2 separate regions of the Homo sapiens genome follow, and region 2 is linked to region 1. Evidence: chromatin contacts called from ENCODE Hi-C or POLR2A ChIA-PET data. All regions are on one chromosome and are shown on one strand. The core of a region is the stretch at or near the end of the contact, and the rest is flanking DNA. Distances in the headings are between cores, read along the strand shown.

Region 1 (5,973 bases), core at 2,250-4,749:
AGTAACTGGGATTACAGACACATGCTACTGTGCCTGGCTTAAATTTTTTTGGTTTTTCAAAAAACATCACTCCCTTCTCATCAATGTACTTTTAGCAATAGGTTCTACCTTACCTATAAATGGTTAACTACAATTCTATATTTTTAACTACAAACTTAAAAACTTTAAATGTATTTCTATTTGTATAAGAGTTATATTAAGACCACCAAAAAAAAGATGAAAAACCAGGGTATTCCTGAATCTGAAGTAGGCACTGAAACTAACATTTCATTATTTTGTCTTTTATTATTTTTGAGACAGGGTCTCACTCTGTTGCCCAGACTGGAATGCAGTGGCACGACCACAGTGCACTGTCGCCTCCACCTCTCAAGCTCAAGCAATCCTCCCACCTCAGCCTCCTGAGTACCTGGGACTACAAGCACACACCAATATGCCTGGCTAATTTTTAAACGTTTTGTAGAGATGGGGTCTCACTACATTGCTAGGGCTGGTCTCAAATTCCTGGGCTCAAGCAGTCCTCCTGCCTCAGCAACCTAAAGTGCTAGGATTACAGGTGTGTGTCACTGCGCCTGGCCCATTTCATTATTTTTAAAGTGAAGAAAAAAGAAAACCTACTAAGATTAGGCAAAGGTAAGAGATACTAGGAGGCCTTCTCCTCACTGAATGCTATATACCATTTACTTGGAGGCTTAAGAAAAACTGGTTCAGAGAGAAAAACTGAAAAATCCGGAAAAGTAAAATAATTTGTAGGGCTGAAAGACTTACACAAAAATGAAATAATGAAGAAAAAATATTTCCAACAAAAAGGGAATATCTTTCTACTAAGGAAAATAACTTTACCTGCAGCATGTAGTTGATCTGCCAAGTCATATAACAACTTAAAGTTCTCTCCACTCTTCAAGCCTCGACCTCATTTAAAAAGATGAAAAAAAAAAATTAGGCAAACATCAAATACATTCTGGAACAATTTTGCTATTTTATATACTGGAGTAAATTTTCATATTATGTAACTGCCATATTAAGCATGTCACCTCCTCTATAAACCTTTTCTGGCCTCTGACACTCCTATACTTCTATAAAGCATTCAACACTACTATGATTACCTAGTTAACTAATTGTGTAATTAATATGAGTTTTTTTCCCACTAGAATAAAAACTCTTTAATTTCAGGATCTATATCTATCTTGGTCACTGCCATATCTGCAATATTTAGCAAAACTCTACATATAATAGATGCTCAATAAATTTCTCTGAATGACTGAATAAAGTTATTATTTGAATGGGAGTCATCTCAAGGACTTTAAACTCCTCGAGAGGAAGAACATTCTGCCTTTTCATCTGTTTCTCCAGCACTTGGCAATAAGCCTGTCATAGAACAGATAACCAATATACATTTCTTGAATAAATAAGTGAATAAACAAGTCAGGGCCCAGCTCGGTGGCTCACACCTGTAATCCCAACACTTTGGGAGGCTGAAGTGGGCGGATCACCTGAGGTCAGGATTTCGAGACCAGCCTGACCAACATGCAGAACCTCCGTCTCTACTAAAAATACAAAATTATTATTTTTATTTATTTATTTATTTATTTTTTAGGAGGAGTTTCACTCTTGTTGCCCAGGCTGAAATGCAATGGTGCGATCTCGGCTCACTGCAACCTCTGCCTCCCAGGTTCAAGCAATTCTCCTGCCTCACCCTCCTGAGTAGCTGGGACTACTGGCATCCACCACCATGCCCAGCTAATTTTTTGTATTTTTAATAGAGACGGGGTTTCACTATGTTGGCCAGGCTGGTCTCGAACACTTGACCTCGGGTGATCCACCCGCCTCGGCTTCCCAAAGTGCTGGAATTACAGGTGTGAGTCACCGCGCTGGGCGTAGTGGCACATGCCTGTAATCCCAGCTACTCGGGAGGCTGAGGCAGGAGAATCGCTTGAACCTGGGAGGTGGAGGTGGCGGTGAGCAGAGATTGTGCCATTGCACTCCAGCCTAGGCAACAAGAGCGAAACTCCATCTCAAAAAGAAAAAAAGAAAACGAAAAACAAGTCAGATATATCACTTCAAAATATTAATTTTTTTTTCTCAATGATACTTGCAATAGAAGGCTGTCTGAAAGCTTATTTTGTTGGATGTTTAATTGCAAGGATTTAAAAAGCATAACAGTCCTTATTTTTTCAAAAAGTTAGTCAGTGGGCCATAAAAAAATCATTGTTTTTAAAGACAAGGAGCATGATGTATAAAAATAAGCATGTCTTATGCAATATTAACAGTTTTGATATTAAATGTTAAGAAACTTTTTAAAGAGTTATACACAAAGACATGGACAACTCTGGAAATCTTTCCAAGTGGAAAGAAGGGTAGGAATTATACACAAGATGGCCCTGAAATTCAAGCCAGTTCTATCTATAATTGAGAAGCCAACCATACTCTGCAGAATTCATGGAAGTCCATCAATAAGATGGCACCAAGTGGCAAAGTTATGCAGATAAGATTTATACCATGCTCCCCCTGGTGCCAGTGACTAGGTGTGCAACAGAAACCCCAAACTGTGTATTATGCTCATAATTTCATTTTCCTAATTGGTTAAATGGGAATAATATCCCAAACTTCCCAACTTCTTACATTTGAAAAAGATCTGTGTACTTCTAAAATAAATACTAAAAATAAAAAAAAAAATCAAAGTATTTTCAATTTACATCTTTTAAGATTAATATTTCACTTACCACCAGATACCACCACTTTGGCACCTGTTAGCTCTGGTCGATCACTTTTTGTTAATTTCTGGTCAAGCCACTCTGATATTTCCACTGGTGAAGTACTTGATGCTGCATACATTAATACATAATAAAACAATGACTATGATTTCAAGTTCTATAACAAGAATTATTTTCAAGAGAAACACACAAGTATATAATTCCACGAAATTTAAGTTAATTACTGTGAATTTTCAGTGCTCCTAATTAATTCTCTCTGATAATGGAAAGACTTAAGGAGACTAGATTCCAGCCTTTGCCACATTAGCTGTATGACTCCAGAAATCATTCAATTCTCTGAGTCTGAATATAGAATAACTTTCTTTCTATGAGGTTCAAATAAGACACTATATATGTTAAAGTGTGACACCCTCCACACGTTTCCTATTACATTCTTCTGTTATACTGAATCACCCAAATATAATAGGAAACAGTGACAAGAGTAAAAAAGCTTAATCTTAATAGATCCTCTGTCTCCCACTCCCTTGATCTACCAAAGCAACTATCCTAGTACCAAAGATAATGTGAAAAAGATGTAAGTTATACATATTTATTATTTTTGTATAAGCTTGGGAATATCATTTAAATTGAACTTTCAAATACTATTCATTAGAAATGTAGGCAGAGGTCATCTCTTATTATAATACAGTCTATGAATTAAAAAAGTAAGAAACAAAACAAAAAAACTCCAAATGAACACTCACCCTTTTCTGAACTGGCACTACCGCCACTTGTTGCTGCAGCATCAAAGGATGTTCCACGGACAGAAAACACTTTCACTTTCTCATCACACTTCACTGTACATAGAGCATTTCCTGAAACATACAATCTATTTCTTAAAAGCAACAGCAAAAGGCAACAAAACTAGCACTCCTTTGATGCTTGGAATTTACTTCACAGACAAGGCAAGAAATAACTATTGACCAGTTGTCTTCTAACTCTATTAAGTATAGGAAAAAATGAACCATAACGGTGAAGAAACATATCAGCAGATATCTGTATAACCCTGGATGTCTTTAAAAGCAGGACAGGTACTACCACACCTAGAAGGAAGAAACTCGAACAGGCATCCACACTAAGAAGGTACACTACACCTCTAAAAGGAATATGAACAAAGCTTCCTTCTCCAAAAACAATACAATCAGTAACTCAAAACTATGAGCTGCAACAACTTAGGAAGAATGTAGCTACTGTGCATGCTAAAGGAGGAATATCTTGAAAACACAATAGGTCATAAAGAACAGGTATGAATGTGCTAAGATTTTAAGAGGATTTGAGACACTCTGGATTAGCTATCACATTAACAGTAACCTAAACCATGACAAAATATTTTCCCTCAAACATTATGGAAGATGAAAAGTCTAATTTCAGAATTAGCCATTCATACTGGAATACACAACTTTAATCAGGCAAAAAACGAAGAGTTCACTGCCTTCTCCGACCCCACTAGAGACCAGTGTGCTAAGCAAAAAATCAACTGAAGAGACACTGAAATGAATTTCTTTTCTTTTTCTTGAGACAGGGTCTTGCTCTGTTGCCCAGGCTGGAGTGCTGTGGCATGATCACAACTCACCATAGCCTCGACCTTCTGGCTCAAGCAATCCTCCCACCTCAGCCTCCCAAGTATCTGTGACTACAGGCATATGCCAACATGCCTAGCTAATTTATTTTATTTATTTATTTTTGAGATAGGGTCTTATTATGTTGCCCAGGATAGCCTCAAACTCCTGAGTTCAAGTAATCCTCCCACCTCAGCCTGCCAAAGTGCTGGGATTATAGGCACGAGCCACTGCAGCTGGCTAAAATGAATTTCTTAATGCCTATGGAAATGAAGTAGAAGCAGCAAAGATTGAGAATACTATTTTTTTTTAAGTTTTGCTTTTCCAGGTACCACTTACAAAATATATTAAATTGTGAATCTAATTTTTATTGATCACTAGGAAAATATCACCCTGCAAACTGAATAAACAGGCAGGAAATCTCTGTGTTTGCGATCCATCAGAGAGAATGCCATGTCAAGGGCCACCAGCAATTCTAGACTAAAATTTTCCTCAGAAACCTTTAAGATGGTCCACTTAAAGCAATTGTATGGTTTGATTTAAAATTCTATCTTCAAGATTAATTTATGCTTTTCACTAAAATTTAACATGTTGATTAATTATCTTCCTTGAGTACTCACCTGCATAAATAGTTCTCACAAATGTGTCAGGTGACTTGATTGCAATGATGTCAGAAATCGGGGCAACCTCAAGTTTGGCTGCTACTCTGGGCAAAAGGTTCTAAAAGCAAAATAAGCAGTGAGTTAACACACATACATAGTGATGGAAGACTATAAATGATCAGTAATGACATATTCTAAATGCATATTCTGTAGAAATTTTAATTCAAATATTTTATATTTCGTGTGCACCTTTGGATACACAACTTCAAGCACAGCTTTTTAAATAGCCTTTGAGATTGAGTACTTACCATTACTCTAACTACATTAAGAGTTTCATGAGTTTTACAGTATTAAGCCACCTTAATGCAATATATTGAACTATGAGATATGAAATTTAATAAACATCAATTACCAAGTGTGACAGTTGTGGATTATTGAATTTAGATAAGAAAAGATAGAACAAATTTAGAAGGGTGGTAAAATTCTCAAATACTGAAAAAGATTATGCTTGTATACATTTACTTAATGTATATAAAAGAAAAAAATTCACAGCAGACATTTCACCTTTTGTTTAAATTGATATTGTATAAAAAAAAGAGTAAGGCCAGGTACAGTGGCTGACACCTGTAATCCCAGCACTTTGGGAGGCTGAGGATCACCTGAGGCCAGGAGTTTGAGACCAATGTGGCCAACATGGTGAAACACCATCTCTACTAAAAATACAAAAAATTAGCCGGGGATGGTGGTGTATGCCTGTAGTCCCAGCTACTCAGGAGGCTGAGGCATGAGAATGAGAATTGCTTGAACCTGGGAGGCGGAGGTTGCAGTGAGCTGAGATAGTACCACCACACTCCAGCCTTGGTGACAGAGCGAGACTCTGCCTCAAAAGAAAAAAAAAAAAAAGGAAAAGAATAACACTAACCTGAAGAACAGCCTGTGTAGTACATATTTAAAAAGCAACAAAAATAAAATAAAGGTGTGTTCTTGTGCTTGTACTGAAATAGATGCATGTGCTAACTTTGTCCTCAGCAGCAGGAATCCTTGGGAAAGTCACAGTTCCCC
Region 2 (6,554 bases), core at 1,826-4,325, 580 kb after region 1:
TGCCAGCTGGGAGCCAGGTCCAGTAAAATAAAGGAAATTGCCTCCCCACTAATGAATGTCATATCAAAATAGTCTGTTTTTATAAGCCAAGTATCTATGAGAAGAAAGAGATCATAAAACACCCATGTGAACACGAGGATGCAGCCTCCTTATCTAATCCTTAAATCTGTGTGGGAAACCTGCCTCTTTGTGAAACAAGTTCACCACTGGGCCAGCCCAAAATCCCAGTCCAATTAGTAGGTGCCTCCCTGCCCTCCTATAGTTCTTGCCAGCCTGGACTTTTAGCATTCCTGGAATCCTAAAGCGCAATACATTTAACGAGGCAATTACTATGTGCAAAAGCATCAAGTAAGAGACTGAGGAGAATATAAAGAAAAATATAAATATATAAAGTATTGTGCTTGTCCTCAAAGAGCTAACAATCCAAGTAAATGAAGCAAACATGTAAGAGTAAAAAATAATATATGAATTAACAAGTATGGTAGGTAGTCTTCAAAGATGCCTCCCTTGGCCCCAGAAAACCACACCTGCTGGTGTTCATGCCCTCATGTAATCCACTCCCCGTGAATATGCCTCTGTAACTTGCTTTCTGACCAATAAAATGCGGCAGAAGGGACACTGCATAACTTCTGAGACTAGGTCATCAGAAGCTTTGCAGCCTCCACCTGAGTCTCTTAGAATGCTCCCTCTTAGGGCAGTCACTCTTAAAATCCAGCTGTCATGCCATGAGAAGCCCAAGCCACAAGTAGAGAGACCACACATGGGCAGCACTCTGGTTGACAGGCCCTAGCTGAATTCCCAGAGGACAGCATCCTCTACCCACTGTGTGAGTGAGCCATTTTGGACATTCCAGCCCAGCTGAGCCCCTAGAAAACTGCTGCCATGCCAGTACCCAAGCCAACATCACATCACAAAAATCACCCAGTCAACTCACAGAATGAGATAATAGGAACTAGATGAATGCACCCTAACACACAATATACACACCTGGATCTATTTCTATACAGATATTAAAAACCGTGAGTTTATACTGATTGATTTCAATCCTAAGCCACGGGGCTCATTTTAGCCTTTCGCTTTGCTTGTCTGAAACTTCTTTCTCCAACATAAGATCCCCAGTTTTCATTATCTACAACTTATTTACTTATCTGTTCAATTCTAATATACACATAAAGTAGTTTCAAAGTTGCTAACCCATACTCCTATGAGAAACACATTTACTAACTACATTACAGCATTTACGTATGGTTCTTATCTTTAACCTTACAATATCCAAAGTACTGTTTGCCAAAATCATGTAATTAGTTCTCATCTTCACCTGGGAGTATGTTACTATTTGCCTTCCAGTTTGGATTCTCCCCACCCACTGGTTAATTTTTACTCTTTTGGGGAATATGTGAAGAAAAAGCAATACATTATTTTCAAATGAAGGAAATTAATGAGTAGCATCACTTCAGGGAAAGAAAAAAAAGTCACTATAGTACACTCTAGAGCAAGGGTCAGCAAAGATTTTCTACAAAGGGCCAGATAATAATTTTTTTTTTTTTATTTTAGGCTTTGCAGGCCATAAGACCTCTGTAACAACTACTCAATTTTGCCATTTTATGTGAAGCAGCCATAGTCAGTATGTAAACAAACAATGTGGCTGTATGGTAAGAAGCCAACTGTGAGATAAACAGACACATATTACTTGTCATTTTGAAATAAATTCAAATTACTAAAAAGTTATAAATTCACACAAAGAATATCAAACATACCCTCACACATTTTTTTCCTGAAGCATTTGAGAACAATCTGCAGTTATACTCCTTGGCAGTAAATACTTCACTATGTATTTTATATATGTAAGGATACTATCCTATATCACTATACTATAACTAACAAAATCAGGAGATTATCACTGATACAGAATTATTATTTAAATTACAGCATTTACATTTCACCAACTATCCCATTAATCTCTTTGACAGTATAAAATAAAGTTGAGAAAAAGATATAAGCCCAATTCTCCCAGAAGCTCTGCAAACCCCAAAGAGGATAAATACGAAGAAAACCACACTTAAGCATATCACAGAAAAACTGATGATAAACTGAAACAAAGAGAAAAATCTTGAGTACAGAGGAGAGGGAAAAATCAACTCATTACCTTTAAAGCAACAGCCATAAGACTGACAGCCTTGCATTGTCCAGGAAGTGATAAAAGTAATAATTTATAATAAACTCTAATAAATTGGTAACTTATTGCCTATTTAGTGGTATAGTAGGGTCAAAATCCTGACTGAAAACGGTTCAAAACAGAATGATGAGAAAAATGGGGATACTGAGTATTAAGATACTTTGAGTTTCGTCATAAAGGAGAACAAAGAAATAAATAAACAGAATGGATTTTTAAGATGAGTGATAGTATATCATACTTTCATACTGATGGGGATGATCCAGTACAGAGACAAATTGTGTTATGGTAAGAAAGAGGGAATGACAATAGGTGCTAAATCTGTGAGTGACAGGAAACAGGTTTCGGTACAAAAATGAATCAACTCGCCAACTAATATCCAACTACCAGAAAAACAAAGACTATATTCTTCTACTCTAATTCTCTGTGATGAGAGTCTAACCCAAATTTTCCTCTCCAGAACTTGTCACTTTTTACGTCTTTAATGTAAACATCCGTACCCATATTCCTTCATTCCTCTGACCTTACCCTGAATATCCATGTGTCATCTACTTACCTGACTCATTAAGGTCTTTCACTGAAACTCATTTGTCTATGATCACTGTCCAAACCCCATTCAGTGTCCTGTAGATTTGCAAAAGTCACTTCTCTACTCATTCTCATACTTTCCAATCAATGTAACACCAGAAAACTTCGTCCTTTAGCTTAAGCACATCTCCCATTAAGTATTGGTCAGTTCTATCTAACTTACACTGGCATCTATCATTTAGCATTGTTCTAACCAAGGGTATCACTATTGCTTCCAGGCCAAATGAACAAGTATAAATAGATGGCCTACTTTTCAGCTCTACTTCAGATAATTCCCTTACACAATCACAGAACATCCTGTGAGACAGAGAGAGACACTGAGTGTGTGTGTGTGTGTGCGTGTGTGTGTGTATATCAGGTCAGAAAATTCACTATGCCATACATTACATTCTAAGTCAAGAGTCTTCACAAAATAATGAGTTTCCAAGAACTAAAATGGATAATCACAAAATAGCAATGTTGTAACACTAGACCAGAAAACTTCAAATCTAACATTCTTTACTTCCATAAACATTTCAGCTCCACTATAAATTTTACCAAGTTAGCTCTTTTGTATTTAGTACATATACACAGACACACATTCAAAGAAAAACCACTAGCTCAAGACTTTGATTTTATTCTTAATTCCAATACTTGATAAGCAAAAACATTATAACTACTCATCTTACTACAAGATCTGATTGAAAATCATTTTTCATTTTAAAGCACAGATGCTTTTTGTAATACATGCTGAATGGATTCCTTTTAGTAAAAACCCATAAATTCTAATGATTTTTAGTAGTCCAGTTCTTATAAAAATGTCAGTAGTAATGTAAATAAAATAGTTTTAAGCATTTTAATATCAGTATCAGGGTTTGAAATGCAATACATGGTTCTGAGATACTTCATAAAATAGATGTCTATTTCAAACAGTATTTTTTTTTAACCTAGGTTCTTTTCTCACAGGAGTCTTCAACAAAATATGTGTATTTTCATCCAAAGTCACAGTGTGCCACCTAGTGCTGTATGGAGATTTTACAGAGGCCTGTTCAAATACTTAATGTTTCAACTAAAAGTATAAAGATCAGCCTTCAGTGAAAGTTTTTATGTTCAAATCTTACAGTACATAATCTAAGAAAGTGTTTACAATAGTTACCAAAGAGGCTAGGTACTTCTGAGACTTGCTCCCAAAGAAACTTCTTTCTCTTAGGTTTAAAATATCTAAATAATTTCAACAACTTTCCCCATAATCTTGAAAAGGTTACAAGTACTGTTTACTAAATGTCTATGTATCTGTCTCCATAAAACTTTCTACTTTATACAAGTTCTTCAAAATCCATTCATACCACTATCTGCCCATAAAATGAAATTCTTGTATCTTTTTTCCAATGTTTTTCAGCTTTCTGAATAATTCAGAAAAGAACCTTTCTCTTAAATTCCCACTACTAACGCCCTTAATACTTTGGGTAGCATGAAGACAAGATTACTAGTCATGCAGCTTACCTGAGAAACCATGTAACTAGTACAATTTTCCTAATATTACAGAATGATAAGCTGGAATCCTGTTCAGTAATTTACGATAACTTTATCAGTTTTTACCAATATTTCACACCATCTAAAGGTAAAACCATAGATGAACTAAGGATGGCTAAACTATTATAAGGGGGAAACAACTTCTCTCTTGTATGAGCTACTCTGTTCTGGAGTCTCTGTTATAGCTCACTAGCCTATACACTAAATGATATATCAAGTCTTACCGAGTCTATCTCCTAAACACAACTGGAGAATGTAAATCCACTACCATCACCCTAGTCCAAGCTATCATCATCTCAAACCTAAATTACTAATACTGTATCAGCCTCCATGACAGAGACTACAATATGCATCAAAACCACTTGCTTTCTTTCCTGTCACAAAGCTAGACAACACCTTCCAGTCTTTCTTGCAGACAGATGGCCATGTGACTAAGTTCTGCATGCTAGAATATAGGGGAAAATGAGGTAAGCTATGTCCAGGTCTGGGTTTGCTTTTTTTTAAGTCTCCTGCATCATCAGCTATGTTCTCTCCCTCAATTCCCCACTTACTGGCCAGATGCATAGGATCTAGCAGACCTCTCTAAAGAATGATAGAGTCATAAGATAAAAAAAAAAATTTAGTCCCATCAAAATGTGAAAGGTCACATGCTGAATACCTACACTGAACTATTAAGTGAACAAGAAATAAACTACTAATCTGTTGGTTCCCCTTCCAGTTATGAAAACATAAAAGGCATCCACATTGGAAAGGAAGAAGTCTAATTAGCCTAGTTTGCAGATGACATCTTTTACTTAGAAAAAGATAAAGACAGCCAGGTGTGGTGGCTTACACCTGCAATCCTAGCACTTCGAGAGGCAGAGGCAGGAGAATTGCTTCAGCCTGGGAGCTCAAGGCTGCAGTGAGCTATGATCGCATCATTGCACTCCAGCCTGGGTGACAGAGTGAGACCTTGTCTCAAAAAAAAAACCAAAAAACCTAAAGACTACACCAAAATCTGTTAGAACTGATTAACAAATTCAGTAAAGTTACAGGATACAAAATCAACATACAAAAACCAACAGTGAACAATCCAAAAAAGAAAATCAAGAAAGCAATCCCATTTACGATAGTTACAAAGAATATAAAATATCTTGGAATCAATTTAACCAAAAAAGGGAAAGATCCAGACAAGGAAAATTGTAATACACTGATGAATGAGAATGAGGAGGATATAAAAAATGGAAAGATATTTCATGCTTATGAAATGGAAGAATACTATTAAAACAACACTACCCAAAGCAATTTACAGATTCAATGCAATCCCTTTTCAAAATACCAATGACATTCTTTACAGAAATAGAAAAAAAAATCCTAAAACTTATATGGAACACAAAATACCCCAAACAGCCAAAACAAACCTGGGCAAAAAGAATAAAGCTGGAGACATCACAGTACCTGACTACAGTAACAAAATCAGCATGGTACTGGCATAAAAACAAACACACAGACCAATGGAACAGAATAGAGAACCCAGAGATAAACCCATGCATTTACAGCCAACTAATCTTTGACAAAGTTGACAGGAACATACACCAGGGAAAGAACACCCTATTCAATAAATGGTGCTGGGAAAACTGGATAACTTTATGCAAAAGAATAAAACTAGGTTCCTATCTCTCACCATACCAAAAAATCAAATCAAAATGGATTAAAAACTTCAAAGTAAGACCTGAAACTATGAAACTACTAAAATAAAACTTAAAAGAAATGCTCCAGGATATTTGTCTGGGTAAAGAATTTTTGTGTAAGATCTCAAAAGCACAGGCAACAAAAACAAAAATAGACAAATGAGACTATATTAGTAACTAAAAGGCTTCTGCATAACAAAGGAAATAATCAACAAAGAGACAATCCACAGAGTGGAAGAAAATATTTGGAAATTACCCATCTAGTAAGAGATTAATAACCAGAACATATGAGGAGCTCCAACAACTCACTAGCAAAACACAAATAATCCAAATTAAAAATGGGCAAAAGATCTAAATAGACATTTCTCAAAAGATATACAAAATGGCCAACAGATATATGAAAAAAGACTCATCACTAATCACCACAGAAATGCAAATCAAAACTACAGTGAAATATCATCTCACGCAGTTAAAATGGTTTTTATCAAAAAGACAGGCAATAACATGCTACCAAGGATGTGGAAAAAGAGGCACCCTAAGTACACTGTTGGTGGAAATGAAAATTAGTATGCCATTATAGAGAACAGTATGAAAGTTCCCCAAAAAAACTA

The links. A loop is a pair of places that touch in the nucleus more often than their neighbours do. ChIA-PET counts read pairs that join two places held with the same protein, here RNA polymerase II (POLR2A). Pooled maps may share reads with other maps.
Region 2: a loop to region 1 is called in a pooled map, with 4 times the contacts of the local background. The contact joins two enhancer-like sites. A Hi-C loop is called at or near these places in 1 of 168 maps with a recorded cell type or tissue (IMR-90), 4 of 37 single-sample maps with no recorded cell type and 5 of 50 pooled maps. POLR2A ChIA-PET finds 5 or more read pairs at or near these places in 1 of 52 experiments (A549).

Annotation. Positions count from the first base shown.
Region 1 is chr15:76,282,917-76,288,889 of GRCh38, forward strand. ETFA (electron transfer flavoprotein subunit alpha) reads right to left here. Exons shown (of 12, transcript NM_000126.4): 5 at 4,930-5,029; 6 at 3,455-3,565; 7 at 2,721-2,822; 8 at 841-909. Among named protein-coding and RNA genes, the nearest start is that of ETFA, 26 kb to the right of the region's middle. Within about 2 kb of position 3,500, at least 4 of the 41 ENCODE cell types and tissues checked have a DNase peak (open chromatin) inside an H3K27ac peak, as active enhancers do.
Region 2 is chr15:76,863,161-76,869,714 of GRCh38, forward strand. The region is part of intron 2 of SCAPER (S-phase cyclin A associated protein in the ER); the gene reads right to left. Among named protein-coding and RNA genes, the nearest start is that of SCAPER, 39 kb to the right of the region's middle. Within about 2 kb of position 3,076, at least 2 of the 41 ENCODE cell types and tissues checked have a DNase peak (open chromatin) inside an H3K27ac peak, as active enhancers do.